Regions from separate parts of the Homo sapiens genome. Here region 2 is linked to region 1. Evidence: chromatin contacts called from ENCODE Hi-C or POLR2A ChIA-PET data. All regions are on one chromosome and are shown on one strand. Each heading gives the region's core, a stretch centred on a gene start or an enhancer-like site at or near the end of the contact. The rest is flanking DNA. Distances are from core to core; before and after follow the strand shown. Region 1 overlaps SMYD4 (SET and MYND domain containing 4). Region 2 overlaps RPA1 (replication protein A1).

Region 1 (7,728 bases), core at 1,356-3,855:
GTGGGGGTGCACGCCTGTAATCCCAGTTACTCGGGAGGCTGGGGCAGGAGAATCGCTTGAACCTGGCAGACAGAGGTTGCAGTGAGCCGAGATTGTGCCACCGCACTCCAGCCTGGGTGACAGGGCAACACTCCATCTCAGAAAAAAAAAGAAAAAAAGGACTTTGATACCTTACCCAACTACTGGGCCTCTTCTTTCTGCAGTCTGGTTTGACTATTATTTCTGCCCTCCCTAAAGAGAAACTATATAGCTTTCTCTGGAATCTTGTGCATGTATTTTTTTTTTTTTTCTCTTGAGACAGGGTTTCACCCAGGCTGGAGTGCATCGGTGCGATCATGGCTCACTGCAACCTCTGCCTCCTGGGCTGAAGTGATTCTCCTGCCTCAGCCTCCCAAGTGGCTGGGATTAGAGGCGTACCTGGCTAATTTTTGTATTTTGTCATGCTTTCCAGGCTAGTCTTGAACTCTTGAGCTCAAGTAAGTGATTTGACCCACCCCGGCCTCCCAAAGTGCTGGGATTACAGGCGTACTGTGTCAGGCCTTTTGTGTATGTACCTTATAAGAAACTTGCTATTACTATTTATTTGAGACAGTTTTCCTTCATAACCAAAAAAATTCGGGTTGAGTGCAGTGGTTCACACCTGTAATCCCAGCACTTGGGGAGGCTGAGGCGGGAGGATTGCTTGAGCCCAGGAGTTCAAGACCAGCCTGGGCCACATAGCAAGTCCTCATCTCTATTAAAAAAATTTTAAAAGGCCAGGTGCAGTGGCTCATGCCTGTAATCTCAGCATTTTGGGAGGCCAAAGCAGGTGGATCACCTGAAGCCAGGAGTTCAAGTCCCACCTGGCCAACATGGCAAAACCCCGTCTCTACTAACAACACAAAAAAATTAGCCAGGCATGGTGGCGCATGCTTGTAATCTCAGCTACTTGGGAGGCTGAGCATGAGAATCATTTGAACCTGGGAGGTGGAGGCTACAGTGAGCTGAGATTGCGCCACTGCACTCCAGCCTGGGAAAGAGCAAGACTCTGTCTCAAAAAAAAAATAAATAAATAAAGTAAAATAAAAAATAAATTTTTTTTCAGCAATATGGACTTTTTAAAGAATTTCAAAAGAATTTTTACAAACAGCCAGGCACGGTGGCTCATGCCTATAATCCCAGCACTTTGGGAGGCTGAGGCGGGCGGATCACGAGGTCAGGAGATCGAGACCATGGTGAAACCCCGTCTCTGCTAAAAATACAAAAAATTAGCCGGGCGTGGTGGCGGGCGCCTGTAGTCCCAGCTACTGGGGAGGCTGAGGCAGGAGAATGGCGTGAACCTGGGAGGCAGAGCTTGCAGTGAGCTGAGATCACGCCACTGCACCCCAGCCTGGGGGTGACAGAGTGAGACTCCGTCTCAAAAAAAAAAAAAGAATTTTTACAAACATAGCTTTACACAACTCTGTAAAGTTAGCTGGGATAAAACTACCCATTTTACAGATGAGAAACTGAGGCAGAACGGAATCAAATAATTTTTTTTTTTTTTGAGATGGAGTCTCACTCTGTCGCCAGGCTGGAGTGCAGTGGCACGATCTCGGCTCATTTGCAACCTCCACCTCCCGGGTTCAGGTGATTCTCCTGTCTTAGCCTCCCGAGTAGCTGGGACTACAGGCATGTACCACCATGCCCAGCTAATTTTTTTATTTTTATTTTTAGTAGAGACGGGGTTTCACCATGTTGGCCAGGATGGTCTTGATCTCTGGACCTTGTGATCTGCTCACCTCGGCCTCCCAAAGTGCTGGGATTATAGGAGTGGGCCACCACGCCTGGCAGGATCAAATAATTTAAGGTCATATAGCTTCTTAATGGCATTGTGACAATAAACAAGACAGCTTAGTGATCCCATTAGCTCAATGATTTGTTTGAATCCTATTTTCCTTTGGAATTGTTTCTTCTCAAACACCTGCTCCATCGAGAACAATATTGAAAAGCAGGAACATCAGGTTCCCTCTTACCTGTGTGTTGTATGGTGGTCATCGCCTGAGCGTTACACTGAAGCTGTAACATGTGTCTCAGCATCGCCACTCCCCAAATAGTCACGTCAGGACACAATTCAGGTGTCACTGCTGCTTTAAGCTGAGAGGAGTTCACAATCCTCTCAGTTGGGATGGCCTGTAAACTGGCTGCTTCTAGCTGTCTGCACAGTGCAGAAACACAGAGAGCACAGAGGAATTTGTGCTCTGGGCTATGGTTTTCAGTGTGGGGCAAAAGGTTGAAGACAGCATTATAATTATTTTCATACTTCCCATTAATATCGCATCCAGGAATTGGGGTCTCAACGATGTTGCCATTTTTCTCACTCTCCCCTAGGCCATAATTAAGTGTCTTGACCTGATTGTTGCTTTCAGGTAAACAGATGTCCTTGTTACTAATCTTATCACAAAGCTTCGTTATGATTTTGCGAACATCCTCAAATCCCACCAAAAGAGTCAACCTCAGGGCAATGTGGCAAAAGACACCCAGTGTGAGAAGCAGCCCTCCCAGAGGACATTCTGTCCTGTGGTAGAGCTCCCAGGCCTGCTGCAAACACTCCTGGCTGCAATACTTGGCATAACTGCATCCGTCACACGGAACTGTGGCCAAAGTGTGCTTCAAACATCGGTGACAATAGAGGTCCCCATTGGTGACTCTGGTGTCCCATTTGCTGTCTAGGCCGTGATGCGGTGGTGGCAGTTCTCCTGGGTTGAGAACACTCACAAAAGCATCCTCCTGCACCAGGAGCTCTCCTGGGAGAATATCTTTTGTGGCAACGAGACAGCGACCTTTTAAAGGATCTACGCATAAGCCGATGGATGATGAGGCATTGGAAAGTTGTTCATTCTCCTCCCTCAGCGCTGCATCCTCAAGGGTTTTGGCCAGAGCTGCTGGGAAGCTTTCTGTGAGACTGTCCTTTTCTTGCATCTTCATTTTCAGACGATGGAGGTTTCTCTGCAGAGTCTGAGGGAGGACATCTGCTAGGGCTGGTGTGGCTGTGAAGTTCCTTTCAAGATCACTGATGGTCTGGCTTGCCTCCTGCAGTCTCCCCAGGGCCACCAGACATTCTGCTTTACGTAACATAATCTTGGGTTGCAACCTTTCTGGATACCCATGTGTCTGTGCTCTGTTAATGTCTTTAAGACACGTCTGAAAACAGAAAGAAAATCCCACAATGACCCTTGGTCCCTATTCTTCAATGTTTACTGAAAATGTTTCCAAAAATCTACAGGAAAGTTAAGGATTATTAAAAAATGGAACAATTACAACCACATGCTTATTAAAATCATATAGTTCTGTGTGATCCTTTGAGTGATTAGCAATACTTGTTGAGGATATTGTTATGCTTAATGTTTTTGGATTAAATTTTTTCTTTTTTTTTGAGACGGAGTCTCGCTCTGTCGCCCAGGCTGGATTGCAGTGGTGCGACCTTGGCTCACTGCAAGCTCCACCTCCTGGGTTCACGCCATTCTCCTGCCTCAGCCTCCTGAGTAGCTGGGACTACAGGTGCCCGCCACCACACCCAGCTATTTTTTTTTGTATTTTTAGTAGAGACGGGGTTTTGCCATGTTAGCCAGGATGGTTTCGATCTCCTGACCTCATGATACGCCCGCCTCAGCCTCCCAAAGTGCTGGGATTACAGGCATGAGCCACTGCGCCCAGCCCCTGGATTAAATATTTCTATTTTTTAAGGAAAAAGAAGTCTTATGAATAGAAGAATTATAGCATGGTGACTAACAGGCAGGCTTTGAAAAAAAAAAAAAAAAAAAAAGAGGCAGGCTTTGAGTCCAAGCAGACCTGCATTCAAATACACTCTGCTGGCCGGGTGCGGTGGCTCATGCCTGTAACCCCAGCACTTTAGGAGGCCGAGGCGAGCAGATCACGAGGTCAGGTGATCGAGACCATCCTGGCTAACATGGTGAAACCCCATCTCTACTAAAAACACAAAAAATTAGCTGGGCGTGGTGGTGGGCGCCTGTAGTCCCAGCTACTCAGCAGGCTGAGGCAGGAGAAACGCTTGAACCTGGGAGGCTGAGGTTGCAGCGAGCCGAGATCATGCCACTGAACTCCAGCCTGGGTGACAGAGCGACACTCTGTCTCAAAAACAAACAAACAAACAAAAAACCAAATACACTCTGCCTCTTACTAGCCACATGACCTTGTGCAATCGACTTAATTTCTGTGTCTTAATTTTATCTAAAAAACAGGGATAATAATATCTCCCAGTGTTGTTTTAAGGATAAAAGGAAATAATATATCTAACATGCCAAAAGGAGCACCTGGAACACAGTATGTGCTCAATAAATGATAATCATTATTATAAGAAGGAAAACATTTGGGCATGGTGGCTCACGCCTGTAATCCCAGCATTATGGGAGACCGAGGTGGGCGGATCACTTGAGTCCAGGAGTTTGAGACCAACCCGGACAACACAGATGAGACCCTGGGCTCTATAAAAAAATTAAACAATTAGCCAGGCCTGGTGGCACATACCTGTAGTCCTAGCTACTCATGAGACTAAAGCAGGAAGACTGCTTGAGCCCAGGAGTTTGAGATCACAGTTAGCTATGATCGAGTCACTGCACTCCAGCCTGGGTAACAGAGACCCTGTCTCAAAAATAAAAAAAAATAAAGAAAAAGGAAAACAGAAACAATCAATAAAGAAAAGTTATAAAGGGTTCAATGTATTGCAAGTTCTTTTTCCTAATCACTGGCCTCAGCAGTCCAGGACTTTCTTGTTTAGGGTCAAGGGTTAGATTCCTGCTTTTCTCTTTTAGTCTGAAGGGCAGTAAGTGTGGACTTCTTACTATTCCAATAGTTCTCAACCCTAGGGTATAATTTGAATTTTTGTAGAATGTTGAAACAGATGTATCAAAATGGCATTTTAGAGCTTGTCCTTAGACCTCTCTAATACAAATGCCAGATGCCTCAGAGGTATCCTCCTAAAACATTAATCCGATTTTGGTCACTTCCTGTTTTAAAAACTCAACTGACACGGCTGGGCGCAGTGGCTCACGCCTGTAATCCCAGCACTTTGGGAGGCTGAGGCGGGAGGATCACAAGGTCAGGAGTTTGAGACCAGCCTGACCAACATGGTGAAACGCCATCTCTACTTAAAATTAGCCGGGCGTGGTGGTGCACGCCTGTAGTCCCAGCTACTCAGAGGCTGAGGCAGGAGAATCGTTGAACCCGGGAGGCGGAGGTTGCAGTGAGCAGAGATCACGCCACTGCACTGACGCCTGGGCGACAGAGCGAGACACTGTCTCAAAAAAACAAAACAAAACAAAACAAAAACTCCACTGACAAAGTCCTCAACTTTTTCTCTGTTGCAACAATTAGGGGATGAGAAGAATGTCATTCACAGAAAGCTGACCTCACAGGCAGACACGGGCAGTTCAAGGTAGGTTTTCCTTTTGCACTCACGACACTTAAGAAGGCTGAGCTATTACTACAGGGATAATCTTAAACACGCTCTACTTATTTAAAGCAGCAAACAGTATACTTTGCAAACACTTGGAACCTGAAGTATTAGCAGCAACATGTCACTTGGCTGATCCTGACACTGAACACTGCTGACCTCTTGGACAGTCCACATCCCCATGGAATGTCCCATAGCTCGCTCTTTCCTTTCTCTTTTGAGACAGAGTCCTGTCTTACCCAAGCTGGAGTGCAGTGGCACGATCTCAGCTCACTGACTCACTGCAACATCTGCCTCCCAGGTTCAAGAGATTCTCCTGCCTCAGCCTCCTGAGTAGCTGGGATTACAGGCGCCCACCACCCGCCCAGCTGATTTTTGTATTTTTAGTAGAGACGGGGTTTCACCATGTTGGCCAGGCTGGTTTCGAACTCCTGACCTCAAGTGATCCGTCTGCCTTGGCCTCCCAAAGTGCTGGGATTACAGGCGTGAACCACCATGCCTGGCCCCATAGCTCTTTCTTGTCAATCAACACTATCCCATATGGTCACCTGTGATCAGTGAAATGACTCAGGAGAAAGGGCGAGTTCAGTTAGTTTTTTTTTTTTTTGAGACAGAGTCTGTTGCCAGGCTGGAGTGCAGTGGTGCGATCTGGGCTCACTGCAACCTCTGCCTCCTGGGTTCAAGCAATACTCCTGCCTCAGCCACTGAAGTAGCTGGGACTACAGGTGCCTGCCACCATGCCCAGCTCATTTTTTGTATTTTTAGTAGAGATGGGGTTTCACCATTTTGGCCAGGATGGTCTTGAACTCCAGACCTCATGATCCGCCTGCCTCAGCCTCCCAAAGTGTTGGGATTACAGGCATGAGCCACTGTGCCTGGCCTAGTACATTTTTTTGAGATAGAGTCTCACTCTGTCACCCAGGCTGGAGTGCAGTGGTGCGATCTCGGCTCACTGTAACCTCTACCTCCCGAGTTCGAGTGATTCTCCTGCCTCAGCCTCCTGAGTAGCTGGGACTACAGATGCATGCTACTACACCCGGCTAATTTTTATCCCTGTATTTTTAGTAGAGACAGGGTTCCACTGTGTCGGCCACGCTGGTCTTGAACTCTTGACCTCAGGTGATCCGCCCGCCTTGACCTCCCAAAGTGCTGAGATTACAGGCAATGAGCGCCCAGTCCGACTTTAGGTAGATATTAATGTGCTTCCAATTCAACCAATAGCAGCATGACATGATTTTAGTGTTCTATGGAAGAAGCAGAGATGAAGGTCTAGTCCTCCAGTAAGAAGCCCTCCGGATCCTGTCCTCTCATACCAGGTATCCTGATACTCACCTCATACTGACCCAGGTGGAAGAGGGCTGCCGAGCGGTTAGCATGACACAGTGACATGTCCTCAGTGTTAGGCCTTGAATGTGACACTCCCTGCAAAACAATGAACTGGTTAAAAGTATAAATGGACACCAGCATCTCTGAAGAACATTTTTCAGATATTCCGGGCTCTAGTACTGAAGACTGTGTGAAACTGGGAAAGTTACTGAACCTCTTTGTGCTTCAGCTTATCTTTTAACTACCTGAGAGCAAAGCTGTGAAGAGCAAGTGAGGACATCAGTATTAAAAGCACTTTGTCAGATACAGCTTCAACCACAAACAATACTGAAGGTGGATAAAAAACTGAGGGACATACCTGCAAGCATAATATCCTACAACCTGAATATAACAAAGGGTGGGTGGCACAAATAGAAATTCACAAAAGAAGAAACACAAATAGTTATAGAAAACAAATGATTAATTCACATATGGATAGCCAAATAGATGAAAATGAACGCAAAAAAGGGATACTAGGCTGGGTGCAGTGGCTCACGTCTGTAATTCCAGCACTTTGGGAGGCTGAGGCATGTGGATCACTTGAGGCCAGGAGTTCGAGACCAGCCTGACCAATATGGCAAAACCCCGTCTCTACTAAAAATACAAAAAAATAGCAGGGCATGGTAATGTGCGCCTGTAATCCCAGCTACTTGGGAGGCTGAGGCATGAGAATGGCTTGAACCTGGGAGGTGGAGGTTAGGTTGCAGTGAGCTGAGATAGTGCCTGAGTGACAGAGTTGGACTGTCACAAACAAACAAAAAAGAATACTTTTTTCTACCATCAAATTGGCAAGGATTAATAATAACCATAAATATGGTACTCAAGTAAATGTAGGAAAGATGGTGATTACTCAGTAAAACTACTGGGATGAGACCGGGCATGGTGGCTCATGCCTGTAATCCCAGCACTTTGGGAGGTCAAGGCAGGTGGAT
Region 2 (7,728 bases), core at 1,772-4,271, 61 kb after region 1:
TGATATCTAATTTAATTCTAGTATGATCAAACAACATACTTTGTATGACTTGAATCCTGTTAAATGTATTGTCTTATTTTGTTTTATTTTATTTATTTATTTTTATTTTATTTTTTTTTTTTTTTTGAGACAGAGACTCACTCTTTCACCCAGGCTGGAGTGCAGTGGCATGATCTTGGCTCACTGCAATCTCCACCTCCCAGGTTCAAGCGATTCTCCTATCTCAGCCTCCCAGGTAGCTAGGACTACAGGTGCCTGCCACCATGCCTGGCTAATTTTTGTATTTTTAGTAAAGACAGGGTTTTGCCGTGTTAGCCAGGCTGGTGTCAAACTCCTGACCTCGGATGATCTGCCTGCCTTGGCCTCCCAAAGTGCTGGGATTACAGGAGTGACCCACCTTCCCCAGCCTTGAGTCTTATTTTATGTCCAGATTATGGTCTCTCTTGGTAAATTCTGTGTGTACTTGAAAAGAATGTGTATTCTGTTGTTGGGCAGAGTCTTACAAATGTCAATTAGGTCGAGTCGGTAAATTGTGTTATTCAGTTTTTCTATATCTTTACTGTTTTTCTGTTTACTTGTTCTGTCATTTACTGAGAGGGATATTGAAATCTCTAACTGTAATAATTGTAAGTTTCTCTGTCTCTCTGCAGTTCTATTAGTTTTTGCTTCATGTATTTCAAAGCTGTATTATTAAATATCTATATAATTTAGAATTCTTGTGTCCACTTGATGAGTTGACTCTTATTATTATGAAATGATTTTATCCCTGGGAAATTCTGTGCTTTGAAGTCTGCTTTGATATTAGCATAGCCACTTTGGCGTTTTTTTTGTTTTGTTTTGTTTTTTCTCTCCTAGAGACAACATCTTGCTCTGTTGCCCAGGCTGGAGTACAGTGGTACATTCACGGCTCAGTGCAGCCTCAACACCTTGGGCTCAAGCAATCCTCCCACCTCCGCCTCCTGAGTAGCTGGGACTACAGGCATGTGCCACCACGCCCAGCTAATTTTATTTTGTTTTTTATTTATTTATTTATTTTTGAGACGAAGTCTCACTCTGTTGCCAGGCTGGAGTGCAGTGGCGTGATCTCGGCTCACTGCAACCTCCGCCTCCCAGGTTCAAGCGATTCTCCTGCCTCAGCCTCCTGAGTAGCTAGGGCTACAGGCACGCATCACCATGCTCAGCTGATTTTTGTATTTTTAGTAGAGATAGGGTTTCACCATGTTGGCCAGGATGGTCTCCATCTCTTGACGTCATGATCTGCCCGCCTCAGCCTCCCAAAGTGCTGGGGTTAAAGGCGTGAGCCACCATAATTGGCCTAATTTTATTTTTTGTGGACATGGAGTCCTGCCATGTTGCCCACACTGGTCTTGAATTCCTGGCCTCCAGCAATCCTCCTGCCTCAGCCTCCCAAGTAGTTGGGACTGCAGGCTGCACCTGTAGTCTGGGAGGTGGAGTGCCGGGCCTGCCTGTGGACTGCCTGGACTGGGGCTGGGACGGCAGTGCCACCACGCCCGGCTCATTTCTTTTCTTTTTATTTGTAGGGGCGGGGTCTCACTTTGTTGCCCAGGCTGGTCTCAAACTCCTGGCCTCAATCCTCCTGCCTTAGCCTCTCAAAAGGCTGAATTACAGGCATAAGCTACTGTGCCTGGCCATTGTGTATACTTTCTATTGCTAGCCGTTCAAGTTCACTAATGGTTTCTCAGGCAGTGCCTAATCTGCTGTTAATCCCATTGAGTGTATTTTTCTTCTCAGATAGTATAGTTTTTATCCCTAGAAGCTTGATTTTGGGTCTTTAAAAACTCATCTACATCTCTGCTTAATTTTTGGGACATACAGAGCACAATGACAGTATTTGTTGTAAGGTCCTTGTCTGTGGATTCTGGTGTCTGTGTTAGGTCCGGATTTGTTTCCGTCAGTTGATCCCGGCCTCTCCGATCATGGATCATATTTTCCTGCTGCTTTTCATGCCTGGCCCTCGGACCGAATGCCAGACATTGGGATTCGTACCTCGTTGGGTGCTAGAAACTTTTGTAATCCTGTAATTATTCTTGAGCTTTTTTCAGGGATACAGTTAACTTGGAGACAGTTTGATCTTTTGGTGTGTTGCTTTTAAGATTTATTAGAGAATCAGAGAGCTGCATTTAGTCTAGGTGTAGTTATTCCCAATACTGAATCGAGACCTGACAGACTGTTCTACCTCGTGCCCCATGAATATGAATTTTTCCCATCTGACTGGTAGAAACAGGTACTATTTCAAGCTTGCTGTAAACACAGGCATGGTTCCCTCTGGCCTTCTCAGATGATTCTCACCCTGGCCTCAGATCGTGTCCACACACACACACGGGCCAACCAGGACTCTGCTGACTACCCAGGAAACCTGCCACCCATTTCTGGAGTTCTCTGTGTACAGCCCTCTCTTCTCTGCTACTCTGTCCGGCCAGCTAGACGGCGATCTCCCCAGACTCTCGGCCCCCATTTCTGCACCTCGGGTTCTGGCAGGCCCCCTAAGCCCTTGAGGCACTGAGCTGGTGCAGACCCACTCGCTCGCTTTCCTGTGCACAGCAGGCGCTACCCCTCATTGAAAACCATGCGTCTCACGTATTTTCTCCCTTTCTGGTGGGGGGAGGGGGTTATGTTAGGTGTTAGGGTGAACCTGGTCTCTGTTGCTCCATTTGTCCGGTACGTAGTTTTAAAAGTTGAATATTTTTGCGAGGTGTGTCCTTAAAAACAAAACAGCATTCTCCTGCCTCACTTTTCTTTGGCCTCTGACTCCTGTCTAGAGACAGTCTGTTTCAAATCTCACAGCTGTTTCTTCTCTGTTTGTCTCCATATTTCTAAATAACACATTTGTGCTGCTCTTCGTTAATTTTTTCAGTTGAAACATTTGTTTATTAACTTCACGCTATGGGAGATTAGAATGTGGTGCTCTCTCTTTTTTTTTTTTCTTTTTTAAGAGTCTCACACTGTCACCCAGGCTGGAGTCCAGTGGCGTGATCTTGGCTCACTGCAACCTCCGCCTCCTGGACTCAAGCAATCCTCCTTGCCTCAGCCTCCTCAGTAGCTGGGATTACAGGCGTGCACCACTGCACCCTGCTAATTTTTGTTTTTATTTTTTTATTTTTTGAGACGGAGTCTCACTGTGTCGCCCAGGCTGGAGTGCAGTGGCGCGGTCTCGGTTGACTGCAAGCTCCACCTCCCGGATTCACGCCATTCTCCTGCTTGAGTAGCTGGGACTACAGGCACCCACCACCATGCCCGGGTGATTTTTTTTGTATTTTCAGTAGAGACGGGGTTTCACTGTGTTAGCCAGGATGGTCTCCATCTCCTGACCTCGTGATCTGCCCGCCTCAGCCTCCCAAAGTGCTGGGATTACAGGCGTGAGCCACCGCCCCCAACCGTATTTTTTTTTTTTTTTTTTTTTTTTTGTAGCGATGGAGTCTATGTTGTCCAGGCTGGTCTTGAACTCCTGGGCTCAAGCAATCCGCCCACCTGAGCCTCCCAAAGTGCCAGGATTACAGGTGTGAGCCACAGCGCCCAGCTTAGAATGTAGCTCTCTTATACCTCTCTTGTCCCTGCTGTCCACATGGAAGAAGTAGATGTTAATATCGATTAGCTCAATATTTATTTATTTATTTATTTATTTGAGATGGAGTCTCACTTTGTTGCCCAGGCTGGAGTGCAGTTGCATGATCTTGGCTCACTGCAACCTCCACCTCCCAGTTCAAGCTATCCTCATGCCTCAGCCTCACCAGTAGCTGGGATTACAGGCACACACCACCATGCCCAGCTAATTTTTGTATTTTTAGTAGAGATGGGGTTTCACCATGTTGGCCAGGTTGGTCTCGATCCCCTGACCTCAAGTGATCCGCCCACCTTGACCTCCTAAAGTGCTAAGATTATTGGCGTGAGTCACTGTGCCCAGCTTTTTTTTTTTTTTTTTTTTTTGAGATGAAGTTTTGCTTTGTTGCCCAGGCTGGAGTGCACTGGAACGATCTCCGCTCACTGCAACCTCCCCCGGGTTCAAGTGATTCTCCTGCCTCAGGCTCCCAAGTAGCTGGGATTACAAGTGCCCGCCACCACGCCCAGCTAATTTTTGTATTTTTAGTAGAGACGAAGTTTCACCATGTTGGCCAGGCTAGTCTCGAACTGCTGACCTCAGGTGATCTGCCTGCCTCAGCCTCCCAAAGTGTTGGGATTACAGGCGTGAGCCACCGTGCCCGGCCAAGATTTATTTATTTAGTTATTTGGAGACAGGTTCTTGCTTTGCCATCCAGGCTGGAGTGCAGTGGCTCAAAAAGGGCTTACTGTAGCCTCAACCTCCCAGGCTCAAGTGATCTTCCCACCTCAGCTTTCCCAGTAGCTGGGAGCGTGAACCACCACGCCCAACTAATTTATTTTATTTTATTTTATTTTATTTTATTTTATTTTATTTTTTTGAGACGAGTCTCACTCTGTCACCCAGGCTGGAGTGCAATGGCACAATCTCGGCTCACTGCAACCTCCACCTCCCGGGCTCAAGCGATTCTCCTGCCTCAGCCTCCCGAGTAGCTGGGATTACAGGTGCCCGCCACCACACTCAGCTAATTTTTTTTATTTTTAGTAGAGACGGCGTTTCACCACGTTGGCCAGGCTGGTCTCGAACTCCTGACCTCAGGTGATCCACCCACCTTGGCCTCCCAAAGTGTTGGGATTACAGGTGTGAGCCACCGTGCCTGGCCCCAACTACTTTTTATATTTTTTTGTAGAAACAGAGTTTTGCCATGTTGTCCAGGCTGGTCTTGAGCTCCTGAGTTCAGGTAATCCACCTGCCTCGGTCTCCCAATGTGCTGGGATTACGAACGTGAGCCCCTGCAGGGGGCCGACATCAAAATTTAAATGGCCAGTCAGATTGAAGTTTTTCTATGAAACATATCTTGCTTTATTAAAAATTTAAAGTTTTCAAAACATACTTGTAGAAGGCAATTTTCAAATGGTTGTTATGTTTTCAGATATTTTTAGTAATCAGAACAACATAATTTTATTGTTTTACTAATCAGCCAATTTTTGAACTAAATCTGAAGTCACTAAGAGATGATGGTCAATCATGAATATTTGGAAAAAAATTTGTGATATAATTTATAGAAAAGAAATGTTCAGAGTGTATTGAATAATTTTAATAACATATAACTAATTAAGTACATATATTAACTAATTATAACTGTGACATTGAAAATATAAAATCGACTTTAAGCTGGTCAGCATCAAGAAGCTGGAAGATGTTCATGTGGCTTATTTGAAATCTTCCGCTGTGTATCTCCTCCTTCCCAAATGATTTCTCAGTAGGAAGCTATGTTTGAACTCAGAGAAGGAGCTGTTTCTTAAAAATTAAACTGTCTCTGCTGCTCCCAATAGACAAAGGTGCTTAGCTGGTTCCCACTGAAGTACACTAATTCACTGTCTTAATTTAAATTTACCAATATATGCGGGGCATAGTGGCCCATGCCTGTAATCCCAGCACTTTGGGAGGCTGAGGTGGGCGAATCACCTGAGGTCAGGAGTTTGAGACCAGCCTGGCCAACATGGTGAAACCTCGTCTCTACTAAAAATACAAAAAAATTAGCTGGGCATAGTGGCACGCGCCTGTATTCCCAGCTACTAGGGAGGCTGAGGCAGGAGAATCGCTTGAACCTGGGAATCGGAGGTTGCAGTGAGCTGAGATTGCACCATTGTACTCCAGCCTGGACAACAAGAGTGAAACTCTGTCTCAAAAATAAATAAATAAAAATAACTTTAACAACATAGTTCTTCAATTAGTCCATAACTAACTTTTACTATTAGTAGGGTTTTCACTTAAGGGTAAGTGGAATTGAACCCAGTAATTCTTAGGCTGGACCTTAGGTGGATCACCTGAGGTCAGGAGTTCAAGACCAGCCTGGCCAACATGGTGAAACGCCGTCTCTACTAAAAATAAAAAAAATTAGCCGAGTGTGGTGGCGGGCACCTGTAATCCCAGCTACTCGGGAGGCTGAGGCAGGAGAATCACTTGAGCCCGGGAGGTGGAAGTTGCAGTGAGCCGAGATTGTGCCATTGCACTCCAGCCTGGGCGACAGAGTGAGACTTGTCTCAAAAAAATAAAATAAAAACAAATTAGTTGGGCGTGGTGGTTCACGCTCCCAGCTACTGGGAAAGCTGAGGTGGGAAGTAATTCTTGCATCCTGTCTTCGTTTTCCTACCTGGAACTGAGTCCTGGCCTTTGCCTAAGTGAGATAATGGAAAGGAAAGGAAAGTTGGAGAATCTCAGGTCTGGACCTTAGCAGTGAATTCAGCACAATCGCAGAATGTTGAGGTAGAGGAAACTGTTGTAGAGATCAGTTGATCAGTTTTTAATCATTAAATAAAAACGTGAATGAGGCAGTGAAGTAACTTCCCCAAGGTCACACAATGGGTTGCTACAAGAAATGAGAATGAGCATTTGTCATTTCCCAGTGAGAACAGTTTCCATTGTGCCCGGACCTTCAAAGATTAACCTTCATACCAAAGTTTTTGCCTACTTGAAAATTGTATTTAAGTACATAGATCGTGTGAGTGAGTCTACTGCGGGAATGTTATATACATAATTAAAATTATCTCTATTTCACATTTATATATTTGTCCATTAAAACTTGCATAATTAAATAAATGTAAAATATAACTGAGATAATCAGACATCTGTTTTCTTTAATAAACATTAATCTTGAATAGATAATATGGTTAAATGATTTCAAAAAGATAATGTAGTTACATGATTTAAAGTTATAGCTACCGAATTGTGTGTGCAGAGAAATCTTACTCCTACCCTTGCCGCCCCTGCCACCCACTGCTGCCCTCTAGAGGTAAAGTTTTCGTGGTTTCTTTTTATCCTTCAGGCGTTTCTTCATGAGAATGTAACCAAATACAAATATATATTCTCGTTCCGTACTCCACTTTGCCTACACAAAAGGCAGCATACTGTGTACACTATCGTGTCTTTTTCTCCTGCTTTTACTTATTTATTATTATTTTAATAGAGATGAGACCTCACTATGCTGTTCAGGCTGGTCTCAAACTCCTGGGCTCAAGCGATTCTCCCACTTCAGTCTCCCAAAGTGCTAGGATTACAGGCGTGAGCGCTGCGCCCAGCCATATCCTGTTTTTTTAAAGTTTTCTGGCCAGGTGTGGTGGCCCCCGCCTGTAATCCCGACACTTTGGGAGGCCAAGCTTGGCAGATCGCTTGAGCTCAGGAGTTTAAGACCAGCCTGGGCAACATGACGAAACCCTGTCTCTACCAAAAATACAGAAAATTAGCCAGGCGTGGTGGTGTACACCTGCAGTCCTAGCCACCCGGGAGGCTGAGGTGAGAGGATCACTTGAGCCTGGGAGAAAGAGGCTGCAGTGAGCCAGGGCTGTGCCACTACACTCCAGCCTGGGTGACAGAGTGAGACTCCATCTCAAAAAACAACAAAAAAATTTTTTTTTGGCCTAGAGATAATCCCATATACTTGTATATGCTTAGAGATCTTTTTTTTTTCTTTTTTCTTTTTTTGAGACGGAGTCTCTCTGTCACCCAGGGTGGAGTGCAATGGCGCAATCTCGGCTCAGTGCAACCTCTGCCTCTTGGGTTCAAGCAGTTCTCCTGTCTCAGCTTGCCTAGTAGCTGGGACCACAGGAGCCCACCACCACGCCCGGCTAAATTTTTTATATTTTTAGTAGAGATGGGGTTTTACCATGTTG

The links. A loop is a pair of places that touch in the nucleus more often than their neighbours do. ChIA-PET counts read pairs that join two places held with the same protein, here RNA polymerase II (POLR2A). Pooled maps may share reads with other maps.
Region 2: a map of endothelial cell of hepatic sinusoid shows a loop between it and region 1 (6-fold over the local background). The contact joins two enhancer-like sites. A Hi-C loop is called at or near these places in 4 of 168 maps with a recorded cell type or tissue (HepG2, endothelial cell of hepatic sinusoid, esophagus muscularis mucosa and 1 more) and 7 of 50 pooled maps. POLR2A ChIA-PET finds 5 or more read pairs at or near these places in 4 of 52 experiments (A549, MCF 10A, PC-9 and 1 more).

The regions. Positions count from the first base shown.
Region 1 is chr17:1,797,863-1,805,590 of GRCh38, forward strand. It overlaps SMYD4 (SET and MYND domain containing 4), which reads right to left. Exons shown (of 11, transcript NM_052928.3): 4 at 6,764-6,853; 5 at 1,995-3,162. Among named protein-coding and RNA genes, the nearest start is that of SMYD4, 28 kb to the right of the region's middle. RefSeq lists a silencer at 5,793-6,087. Within about 2 kb of position 2,606, at least 5 of the 41 ENCODE cell types and tissues checked have a DNase peak (open chromatin) inside an H3K27ac peak, as active enhancers do; they include gastrocnemius medialis, where a contact is called at or near this core.
Region 2 is chr17:1,858,795-1,866,522 of GRCh38, forward strand. All of the region lies in intron 5 of RPA1 (replication protein A1), which reads left to right. Among named protein-coding and RNA genes, the nearest start is that of RPA1, 33 kb to the left of the region's middle. Within about 2 kb of position 3,022, at least 6 of the 41 ENCODE cell types and tissues checked have a DNase peak (open chromatin) inside an H3K27ac peak, as active enhancers do; they include gastrocnemius medialis, where a contact is called at or near this core.